Linked DNA regions of Homo sapiens: region 2 is linked to region 1. Evidence: chromatin loops called from intact Hi-C (ENCODE). Cell type or tissue: A673. All regions are shown on one strand. Each heading gives the region's core, and the rest is flanking DNA. Links, peaks and the distances in the headings are about the cores only. Region 1 overlaps LDLRAD4 (low density lipoprotein receptor class A domain containing 4). Region 2 overlaps LDLRAD4 (low density lipoprotein receptor class A domain containing 4).

The links. Peaks named below come from ENCODE experiments on the same cell type or tissue, not always from the same donor. Only the 100,000 strongest peaks of a DNase experiment are listed, where the experiment ranks them.
Region 2: a loop joins it to region 1, with 2.0 times the contacts of the local background. A loop is called at or near these places in 6 of 110 quality-filtered maps.

The regions. Positions count from the first base shown.
Region 1 is chr18:13,545,878-13,551,244 of GRCh38, forward strand. All of the region lies in intron 4 of LDLRAD4 (low density lipoprotein receptor class A domain containing 4), which reads left to right. Among named protein-coding and RNA genes, the nearest start is that of MIR4526, 63 kb to the right of the region's middle. RefSeq lists enhancers at 2,168-3,117, 4,381-4,882. In A673, for the core only: a CTCF peak has its summit at 2,395 (motif pointing right); a DNase peak (open chromatin) is centred at 4,184.
Region 2 is chr18:13,445,297-13,450,663 of GRCh38, forward strand. All of the region lies in intron 4 of LDLRAD4 (low density lipoprotein receptor class A domain containing 4), which reads left to right. Among named protein-coding and RNA genes, the nearest start is that of MIR5190, 12 kb to the right of the region's middle. RefSeq lists enhancers at 1,028-1,731, 1,732-2,435. In A673, for the core only: no CTCF peak of the experiment used is centred there; DNase peaks (open chromatin) are centred at 2,055 and 2,455; H3K4me3 peaks cover 487 bases.

The DNA of each region.
Region 1 (5,367 bases), core at 59-5,058:
TGAGAGTCAGTGGGCTTCATTTGGGAAGTCATAGTCACAGAGCTGTCCTCAATCCTAAGCCAAGAGGGAGTTTCTTAGCAGCAGCAGTGAAGGATAGGGTCGGGATGCAGTGTTCATAACTGTGGGATCACAGGCCCATTACCTTCCCCCTCTGGACCTAAGTTCCCTACCTGTGAAGTGAGAGCCTGAGGCTGTTCGGGATTAGGGCAGATGGTTTAGCCCCTGCTTGGTGGGGAGTGGGTGGTAAAAGTCAACAACAGTTGAGGCAGGGGACTGGGTTTATGTTCACAGATGGAGAGATGGGTGCATTCAGCCTGGACCCAATGGCTGTCACTCATCAAGTGGAAGGTCAAGGGGTAAGGGAGGGGAGTTCAGTGAAGCAGCTCTGCCGGGGAACCAGCAGGCCAACTCCACCACTAACTGCTGCTCGGGAGTAATTTGTCTAACTGAAGTGGCTCAACAATAAAAGATTGAAGATGGCCTCCCCTCCCCCCTCCCCTCTTGCTTGCCTGACAGAGTCTTGCCCTGTTGCCCAGGCTGGAGTGCAGTGGTGCAATCATAGCTCATAGCAGCCTCAAATTCCCAGGCTCAAGCGATTCTCCTGCCTCAGCCTCCTGAGTACCTGGGACTACAGGTGTGCACCACCATGCCTGGCTAATTTTTGCATTTTTTGTAGAGACAGGGTCTTGCTATGTTACCCAGCCTGGGTGGTTTTTTTTTTAAATACCACACACTACTGCCATGTGATGTCACTGAATAACACTGGTGGAATTACTCAGTACCCTGGCACAAAAGTAGTCCGTGTGTGCAGGGAACTTCATGCAAGCTCATTAGGCCTGATGCTGTCGGGCACGTGGTTCCCCCATCCGCCATCCCCACTTTCTCAGCTTAGAGAAAGCGGTGATCTCTGAGGATTCTGTCGCTGACATCAGTGAGGGGCTTGCCAGATGATGAAGCGGCACAGAAAGGCAGTGTCTCTGTTAGGTTATGAAATAGCCACACAGAAAGCCAGTTGGCTTGGAGAGGGGGTTTCACTGATCTCCCTTGACAGAGGAGTCCCCTTCTTTTTCATTTACAACACTTGAGATGAGAACATTTGACATTTTGGCTGGTGAGGTGACACTGCGCAGCTGTTGTAATTTTTGCCATCTTGAAATTTATTGATGCTAGATAAGATTGCAGTGGGCCCCGATGTTGACAAGTAGAGCTCTTGTGCCAGTGAGAATTGTGCATCTGTCTTCCTTTGTTAACCTGCTTTCTGTTACTGACTTTATTTCCATTAAGTCATCCTTTGAGGTAGGAAGGAAGAAAATGTACCACTTCGTCATTTACTCGAGTAGCATCCATTAGGGTCCAGTGATTTTAAAGTTACAGTCACAGATTCTGGGCTTCTTTGAAAGCTAAAACTATTTGAAAAATTAACTTTCTGCACAAGCTACTTGAGAGTAAAAACAATGTCTTAAACTTGTTAGATGATCCACCAGTGTCTAACTTTGTGCGTCTGCTGTATCAGTGTCACAGGATCCTTAGGGTGTTGCTTCACCCGCTGGAAACCTTGTAGCCGGTGGCACCTTTGACTGAGTTTTGCTCAGGCCCACTGGGCTCGTTCTGCCCACTCGACCTGGCAGGCTGCACTTGGCTTTCAGTCCTGGCCCAGATCCCACACCTGTCAAGGGCGAGCCAGGTGCAGAGTGGCGAGGGGTGCATGAGTGAGTGAGCGTGGAGTGTGGCCACTGTACATGGCCAGGCATGCTGTCTGCAATGGGGTGGGCAGCTCCTTGCTGTGGCTGGACCAGGCATACCACAAGCGGCTTCCACTGTGGACACCGGGGAAGATGGTGGTGCCCAGAAGTTTGGAAATGCTAGGAAGTGCAGAGCCCCAAAGAGGGTGTCACAGCCCTGGCTCAGGGAGCTCCTCCTATGTCTGGGCTCCCCAAAGGGCTGCAGCTTTTCTCTCATTCTCTCTTCTCTCCTTCTTGTCACCCACAACATGGCAAGCAGGAGGGTGTGTTTCAGGCCTGTTTGTGTTACAGCTCTTTCAGTCCCACCATTCAGTAGGTCCTGAGTTCTTGTCCTGCATCCAGAAGAACGAGGTACCCAGACAACTGGAGGGTGAGCAAGTCAAAGAGGTGCTTTATTGAGTGACAGTATAGTTCTCATGAGTCCCGAGGTGGGTAGCTCCTATCCACAGGCAGGTCATTCTGACAAATGCAGCTCTCAGCAGAGAGGAGACCCAGAGTGGGTGGCTCCTCTCTGCAGGCAGGTCATCTTGTCATCTGCCTGAGTCTGGCTGAGTCTGGGGGGTTTTATGGGCTTCAGAAGGGAGGAAGTAGATGCTGATTGGTCCATAGGCAGCCATTGGCAGGCCTGGAAAAAGCACCGTAAGTTCTCACTCTGGCCAGAAGGTGGGGTTAGTCACCAGGGACCTGCCCCTTTCCACCCAGGAGCCTGTCTGCCTCCTGCTGCTGTTCATGGCATTCATGGCGCCCAGGCTGTTGGTGCCAAGGGGTGCCTGCAAGCCCAGGCTGAGCCACTTTCAGCACCCCCTTGGCCTCCTTCCCCTGCTTGTTGGCACCCAAAGTCCAGAAGGGGCCAAGGGCAAGGGGCTGGGATGTCAGTGCCACTCCAAGTATGTGCACACCTGGTCAGGTCGTAATAGTGCCTGGGCTCAGCCACAAGTTTGCTTCAAAATTGGAGTGGGTGCTGGGAGTGGGGAGAGGCCAGGCAGTGGGAGCAGGCACTTCCAAGCCTGCTGGGGCACGGGGTGGTTTCTGGGCCTCCAAGAGTCCAGGGGTGCAGGGATGCCCATGTCCACAGCTGTGGCTGGGGGGCTGCAGCTATGCCTGGGAGAGTGGGGCTCCTGCCCCACCAACTTGGAAAGGGTTAGGGCTCCCACCTGTTCCTGGCTCCTGCCTGCTCCAGGGAGCACACGGCCCCACCCATGCCTCCCCTGCTGCAGCCAGCATCATGGCAGCGGCCATTCTAGACAGGCCATTGCTGCCATCATTTGTACCTAATAAATATGAGATGGGATAATGCAAGGAATACTTTTTTCATTTTACCATCTCAAGATGGGGAATCTATTAATTATTTCATGAGTCCTAAAGCAACTTCTTGAATATTCAGCTCCCCAAAAGCAAACAGCTACTTAGCCTAGCTGATTCTACAGGGAGTTGCATTTCGCTTTTGTCACAAATGGATGCTGGTGTGTGCCTCACAAAGTCATAGTTGCATGTGGTGTGGGGGTGGGCTGGTTGAGATGGCATTATGATGTTTCAGAAAAGCTGTGTAAAGATGAGAAATATTTGCATCCAGACACAGAGGGAGGCACCATGCCAGCATGTAATTTGCCAAGCTCCCTGCTGGCAGTTTAAATGCCCTGTTGATTTTATTAAACATTCTTAATAAGAAGTTGGAGTTTTGTTTAGGCTAAAACCATAATGAAAACAGCTGTCTTCATTTCTCAGAAACAGTGAGATTGTGCAAGGATGAGGAATCACGCTGGATAGTGGAGCTGCCATGGTCCCCAGCTGGGGTGCTGCCCATGGAAGGTACTGGGGATGTCCATCAGGTGCTTCTGGGAAAGGGCCCAGGAAGACCAGACGGTTCTGTTCAGTTTATTTTATTCACGGAGGCATTTTAATGGGAGAACAGATCTATAATTGTGTTTTAACATTGTCTGAAAAAGGGAACTGAATCTGAGTGTCTGAGCTGTGAGCGTGAAACATAGAAAGGCCGTGGCTACCAAGAGCAGAGGACAGTGGGTTCTGCTGGAAGAGGGAGGAAACTTAGAGAACAGACAAAGAGTTAAAATTAGCCCTGGCTGGACCATGTGTGCCGTAGACCAGCAGCACCCTATGCAGCTGGGGCAGCCTTATTTTAGTCTGTCCAATTTTAAAGCTTCTGGCATTTGGTTGTCTTGCTTCCTTGTTTTTTCTGGGGAAGCCAGCAGCAGACAGGTCAAGAAGGCAATTTTGCCATCAAACAGAACTAGGTTCAAATTCAGGCACCACCGCTTTAGAAGCCAGGGAAACTTGGGCAAGAGTCTTCATTTCTCTGAGCTGCATTTCTTCTGTATAATGGAGATGATAATTCTGCCTCGTGGATTCTTCTGAACTGCTGCCATCATCCGACTAGCATATTTTAATCCAGCAACGTTTTTCTTTCTTGGAGCATTGGCCACGTGCCCACACAGGAAGAAAGCAGACACAGTTGCTGTCTACAAGGGGGCAATGGGCTTACTATCTACTTAACATAAGACTTGAAAACAGATTACCACAACATGACAATGTAAGTTCTATCATGGAAAAGGGTTCCACCAAAATGTTATAGTGGTCTTGGAGGGAGAATAAGGGGCAGCTTCATGAGGAATATAAAAACACAGAGCCCTGAGCTGACAGACACACACTTCACATGTAATAGGCAAATGGTTTCATTCACAGAATTGTTTCATTTCTGTGGAGGGAAAGCTAGCATAGGAAAAAAACCTTCAACTGGTTGGTGTTACGCAAATTATGATGGATGAAAACAAAATTCTTGAACCTGTCATGGGTCTGTGGAGAGACGTAATACTGGGAGCTGCAGAGGGCTCGGAATAAGTCAAAGCTCGAGGGGCTAGAGGGTGTCTGGACGGCTTACATCATAAACACATGCTGTGAGAATGAGAAGGCGTCCCTGAGGACGGCCAGGAGGAAGGCTCAAGGCATGAGTGCTGGCGATGTTGATGCCATCAAGACGATGAGTCCCGCCGAGCAGCCTTCCACAGTGGGTTTAGGAAATGGCAGCCTTGGGAGCTGGCCCCTGCCAAAACGTAAGCCGAGGAAGATGAGAGGGGCCTGGCTGACAGCCCTCCGGCCATCCAGATCTAGGGGCGGTGGAGAGAGCCTGGGAAGAGCGAGACTCCAAGTCCGAGTCCCGCTGTGAGTGGTGTCCAGAACCTGGCTCCAAGTCCCTTCCTCTGCGAGCAGGCAGGGCCGACTTCTGTTTGGGATGTCCCATTCTTTGCCTCCCTTGGGCCCCCTCCTATGAGTACAGATGCTGTCACCGTGGGCAGAGATGGCTGGCCACACCACCCTCCAGTCATGCCCCCTCTGTGCTCATTCTCATCACCCAGCCCAGGGGCTTGACCTCTGCCTCTGGGGGATAGCAGAGCACTGGGCCCTTCTTATCTTCCGTGTGCCTCCCCAGCAATTTTCTATGCATCTCTAAATTACACCCCTACGGCCAGTGCCACTTCCTAACTCGCCTCAGGACCCACTGTTTGACTTCACCTCCAACGGCCACGAGCAAAATAGTGTCATCGGGTGCCAACAGCAACCCTCTTTCTTCCCACCCTCAGCAATGTGGGGGCCTTTCCGACAGAGCAGC
Region 2 (5,367 bases), core at 141-5,140, 100 kb before region 1:
TGTGGTATTTGTGCACAAGTATGTGTGAGAATGTGTAGTTGTGTGCACAAGTGTGTGGGTGTCAGAGAGTGTGTGTGAGTCTGGTGTGTGCATGCATGTGACTCCATGTGGTGTGTGCATGCATGCGTGGGTGTGCCATGGGTGGAGTGTGTATGCAGGTGTATGAATATGTCCATGTGTGTGAGGGTGAGTCTGTGGTGCGTTTGTGCATGAATGTGCACGTGTGTGTATAAGAGTGCATCTGTGTACATGTCTATGTGTGTGTTTGTGCATGTGTGTGTGTATGCGTGAGGGTCTATGGTACATGTATTCATGAGTGTGTGTGCGTGTGTGTGTGAGAGAGTCTGATGCATTTGTGCATGAGTGTGTTTGCGTGTGTGTGCATGTATGTGTGTAGGTGAGGGTGTGTGATGCATGTGTGTGTGAGAATGTGTAGGTGCATGTATGTGTGTGGGTGTGTGCATGTGTGGGTGTGTGTGTGTGTGAGGTTGAGTCTCTGGTGCATATGTGCATGAGTGTGTGTGTCTGTGTGTGAGGGTGAGGCTGTGTGGTGCATGTGTGCATGAGTGTGTCACCTGGAGTCACCACCACTCACTGCCTGTGGCTTTAGGCAAGTTGTTCAGCCTCTGTGTACCTCGATTTTCTCATTTATAAAATGAGGATAATATTGGTATCTCTTTCAAAGGGTTGTTCTGAGGATTTACTGAAATAGTGCAGGACAGGCAATTAGAGTAATACCTGGCCCACAGTACATGCTCAGTAAGCATCATCTATTGGAGGGTCCACTGCTTCCTGGGGATTGGAATTAGGTAGGAAGGGAGCTGCTGTTTGCCGAGTGCTCACTGTTTACATGCATCATCTCATTCATCTCTCAAAAGCACCCTAGAAAGGTCATAAGAATGCAGCGCTCAGGGCGGTGGGGTGATTTACTCAGAGTCACACAGCCAAGGCGTGCCGCTGCTGGGGTGTTGAACTCAGGCCATGGTTTTGTTTGTCTTTGGAGGTGCTATTTTCCCCTCCCATGGTATTTTTCCAGTAAGATAGGGATTTACTCATCAGTTCTTAAAAGGCTTGAAGGGCTTGGGTGGTGGGGATCAAACCAACCGTCTTCTGTTCAGAAGGGCCACAGAGGATGATTGTTTTCAATTGATACATAGTTGACGATTTTTGGTTTCATGCTGGATTTTCAAACAGATTATGAAAAATTAACCTAAGAGCCCCTGTGTGTCAGGGATCATTGATTCTGTTGATTCCTTGGGATTTCCTCTACAAACTGATAAGCTATCCCTTCTTCGATTGTGTCCTGTCCAGGTAGTACTCGTATGACCCAGAAGCCAGCTCTCCTCTCTGACTCACTGTCTTGTCAGGAGGATGGAGATGATGACAGCTGCCCTGGGGAGGCGAGAGGCAGCGTGGCTTCAGCATGGGGGCGGCTCTGTTTCTGCCATCACCATCCCCGCTTCACCTGCTGCGGGCGCCAAGAGCCCGCCTCAGCCACATGTGGGCTTTTAGCCTCTGATCCCCAGTTTCCCTCTGACTCTTGTCTGAGCGCATTGGCTCCTTCAGCATCTCCAGCTGTGCTGGGAGGGGTGGGGCCTGCCTCGGGGGCCTTCTGGCATTCAGCAGATTGGACTTCCCATGTTGACGTTGCTGACTGCAGGGGGTGTGGGTCAGGGGTCTTCCAGGTTGTGGTGTTACCTTGGAGCGAGGCTGGGGTGAGGGGCTCTGGGTTTCCACAGACTTAATTCTGGCTGGCCTCCATCAAGGCCATGTTCAATGAATCAGGCTGTTGTGCAGAGCAGCCTGTGTGCTTTGGACAGGGCTCCCCGCCCGCCCCCCCTTTTTTTTGACTTAAAGAATCTATGGCAAAGCAATTACTGACTGTGACAGTGACCCAAGGTGGTATTTAAAACAAGATGTGGAGGGCAATATGCCTCTCTCTGGGTTCGCCACGGGATCAAGTTGCAGGGGCTGTCACTGGCAACACGCTTCTGCCTGAACGGTTCTGTGGGATGAGCCCCAGGGAGGCGCTGGCAGCCTCACACCCTCCCCTCCCAGTCCCGCCCCTTGTGTTGGCTGCCTTTGTTTCTCCAAGACGGTTTTCTGATCAATTAAAATCGTGTAGGGTCTTAAATGGTAATTCTGCCTTTTCAAATAAACAAAGGCGGAGAACAAATGGGAGGGTAAGTTTTAATAAACCTTAGGCATCATTTCCTCCTGCTGTGACACTAAATTTACTTGGATAAAAACAACCTCTTAGATTTACATTTTGATTCTGTTACTGCTTTCATGTGTGCGGGGCTGTCCCACTTCAGATGAAATTTATCCACTTCTTTAAATATTTAGTAGTCTAGCGTGGATGTTAATGAAAGTCTGGCGGTGCTATTTTGAGAATTGCAACAATGATAGTAATTTTCAGTGTCAGATTCCTGCTTCGCAAAGGGAAAGAGGGATGGGAGAAGGGGGAGGGAAAAATGGTTTCAGTTCTAATAGAGTTTGCCATCCGCTGGGCCGTGCCAGACAGATGGGTCATGAATACTGTCTAGACGCTCTCTGCCTGAGCGAAGCCCTGGTCTCTAAGGACACGCAATGAGACGCCGGCTTAAGTAACTGGGGAAAGTCAGGGCAAGCTCTCCTGTAACCAGATAGAAATCAACGTGATCCTGCTTCCTGGGGGAGGCCAAGGGGTGGCCGGGAGGGTGTAGGGAGAGGGGGTGCTAAGAGAAAAGGCCCGCTGTTACTGATCAATTTTAGTGCAAACTTGACAATTATTAGGCATTAGGGAGAGCGTGAAAGGACAGTTGTAGGATGATAACACTATTGATTTAAGCCGTACTGCCCAGAATGCAGAATGATATATTTCAGACCCAGGCTTCAAAGGCCGGAGAGGAGCTGGGGTGAAAAGGAGGATGTTGTCGTGTGTGCTTAAGACGGGAATGCAGCCCGCGGGGTGACCTGCGTTAATTGTGTATATTAACACACTCAGCACTGCTCTTGTGGAAACCGTTGGTCTTGACTGTTCATTTAGCCTCTTAATTTGCAAGGGTTTTAGAGGCTTACCAGGCTTGCTTTCTCTTTTTATGAATTTCTGCGAATTTCTTCATGCTGGGTCTCTTCCGGGCAGCTCCACAACTGGCAGAGCTGTAGGAAAGCGGGTAAAAAAATCCCCAGCGCCTGCCTGGCTGCGCTTGGGTGCCTGCGTAGTCGTGATGCTTGTCTTCCTAATTATTTTCTGAGTGGCGGGGATGGAGTTTATGTGATGTCAGAAGTGAGTTTCTGCTCATGAAGACTCCCAGTGTAAGTGTGGTGGGAGTCGGGAAGGAGATATTGAGGTAAAGATGAGATTGGGGGGCGGAGGCTGGGGGACCACCGATAAGGCGGGAGGTGACGCAGCAGCTTGCCGTTCGGCTGGGAGGTGCTTTGTCGCTTGGTTTGATGGCCGCTAATCACGTCTTGGTCTTGAAAAAAATTATCCAAAAGGGTACTACGGTGAAACTTGGAAGGGACCATCTTTGAGTAACTGAAGAAATAAAGCTGAAGTCTAAAGCTGCCATGAGATACGTCGTGGACTGCAGAGGTGGGTGACCCTCCGAGGGCTGGACTTCTGGATTCATCCTCTGGGCTGGTGCCTCTTTCAGTCATGGCAGCTTTAACATGGGAAAGAAACCCCAACAACCTAAACTTTGCAGTAATCATTTTTTCACTCCTTCATCCATTCTTGTTCTGTCCCAAGAGCTAATAACAGAGGGAAAAGAAGATATTTTTTGCTTCCTTCCCAGAAAGAAAACAGAGATCAAAGATAAAAAATATTTTCAAAGTAGACAATCACTGGAGAGGGAAGAAAGAAATCTTGTTTCAGGAGTTTGCAGTAGTGAGCAGCGAGTGAGTCTGTCCTTTTTCCAGACAGCTCCTAGAAAAATTGCCGTGGTCCTCCGGAAGGTCCAGCTGTCCTTAGAGGGGCACCTTCTTGCCCTAGACCCTTTGCTTGCTGTTCACACCAGGACCATCCACTCAGGGCAGAAACTTTTCATTCCCTGGGATGGCCTGTAGGGAAGGGGCACATGGCAGGGGGCTGGGCTGTGGGCATCAGCACTTCTCCTGCCAGCCATGAGGCCTGGAAGGGGAGCCTTGTGCTAAGTGACACTTAAAATCTTGGGACCATAAAGTGCATCTCCCCATTTCAGAGACTGGTGGCTCAGTGGGGTGACCCCCAGGCTCATACGTGTGCTTGGGAGAGGAGAATCTCAGATTGCCCTGCCTCCTTGAGAAAGGCCCCTGTCTTCCTGCGGGCGTGCACCTGTTCCGGAGAGGGCCCCTGAGCCAGGCTGTCTGCTGTGGATGGCTCTGCCATGGCGCTATCTCCTTCATCCTTATCTATCTCTTCATTGTTAGTGGAGGGTGTTGGGCATCTGTTATTTGCTTTATTCTAAAAATTCAGAGAAAAAGGAACTTGAGCTACACTTCAGGCCTTTTACCCTTAGATCTTGGGGGAAGGTCAGCTATGGTTCCAGGTAGGGTGTACCGCCGCAGGCCCTTGCATGCCAGCTGTTCTCCCTGTCTGGGTTTGGGCAGGTGGTGGGTTCAGGCCCAACCGCTCTCTCTGTCATGGGGCCGGGGTGGTGGCTGAGCCAATCAAGCAAAATGATGGACCTTCCATCACGGGATGTAAGCCCGTGTCTTGACTTCACGTGACTTTTTGTGGAAGGACAGCCAAAGGAACACATTACCGAGAGAGTTCGCTCTTCCATTTGCATAGGCTTTGGAGATAGAAGTGTTGAGTATTGTTTCTTCCTTGGTGAGAGGGGTTGGCATGAACCCAGAATTTTAAATGCCAATCTGACCTTAAAAGGCTGGCAGAGACCCTGCCCTTCCAGGCCTACCCGTGCCTCCCACTGAAGCCCCATGAGGCCTCTAGATCAGCGGCTGCTGCCTCCTCTCACCCTTCTGGTTCAGTGTCTGCTCTCATGTTAGGAGACGTTAACTGGAAATGACAGGACCTGGGGCCAGTGCAGTTAGCTTCTCTCCCCCCACCCCCCCCCCCAAAAAAACACACAAGATCCCAAGACTGATTAGTTTTCATAAGTTGTTGAAGGAGAAATAGTTGTTGAAAGATTATGTCTGGACAGGGGGCTGGAGGGTGTTATAGAGAAAACATGTTTGGGGTAGTCACTTGTGGAAAATTATATGCTGAGTAATACAAAACATCCCATCTCTGGGATACTTCATGGAAGGTATTTTTCTGAGTATTGAATGCGTGAGAGGCATGGGCTGGGCTCTATGGGCAGGTGCAGGGCTGCAGGGGCTAGGTGACATGGGAGGGTGCAGTGTGTGTGAGACGGAGGCTTTGCCTCCCAGCTTTGTTCTGTC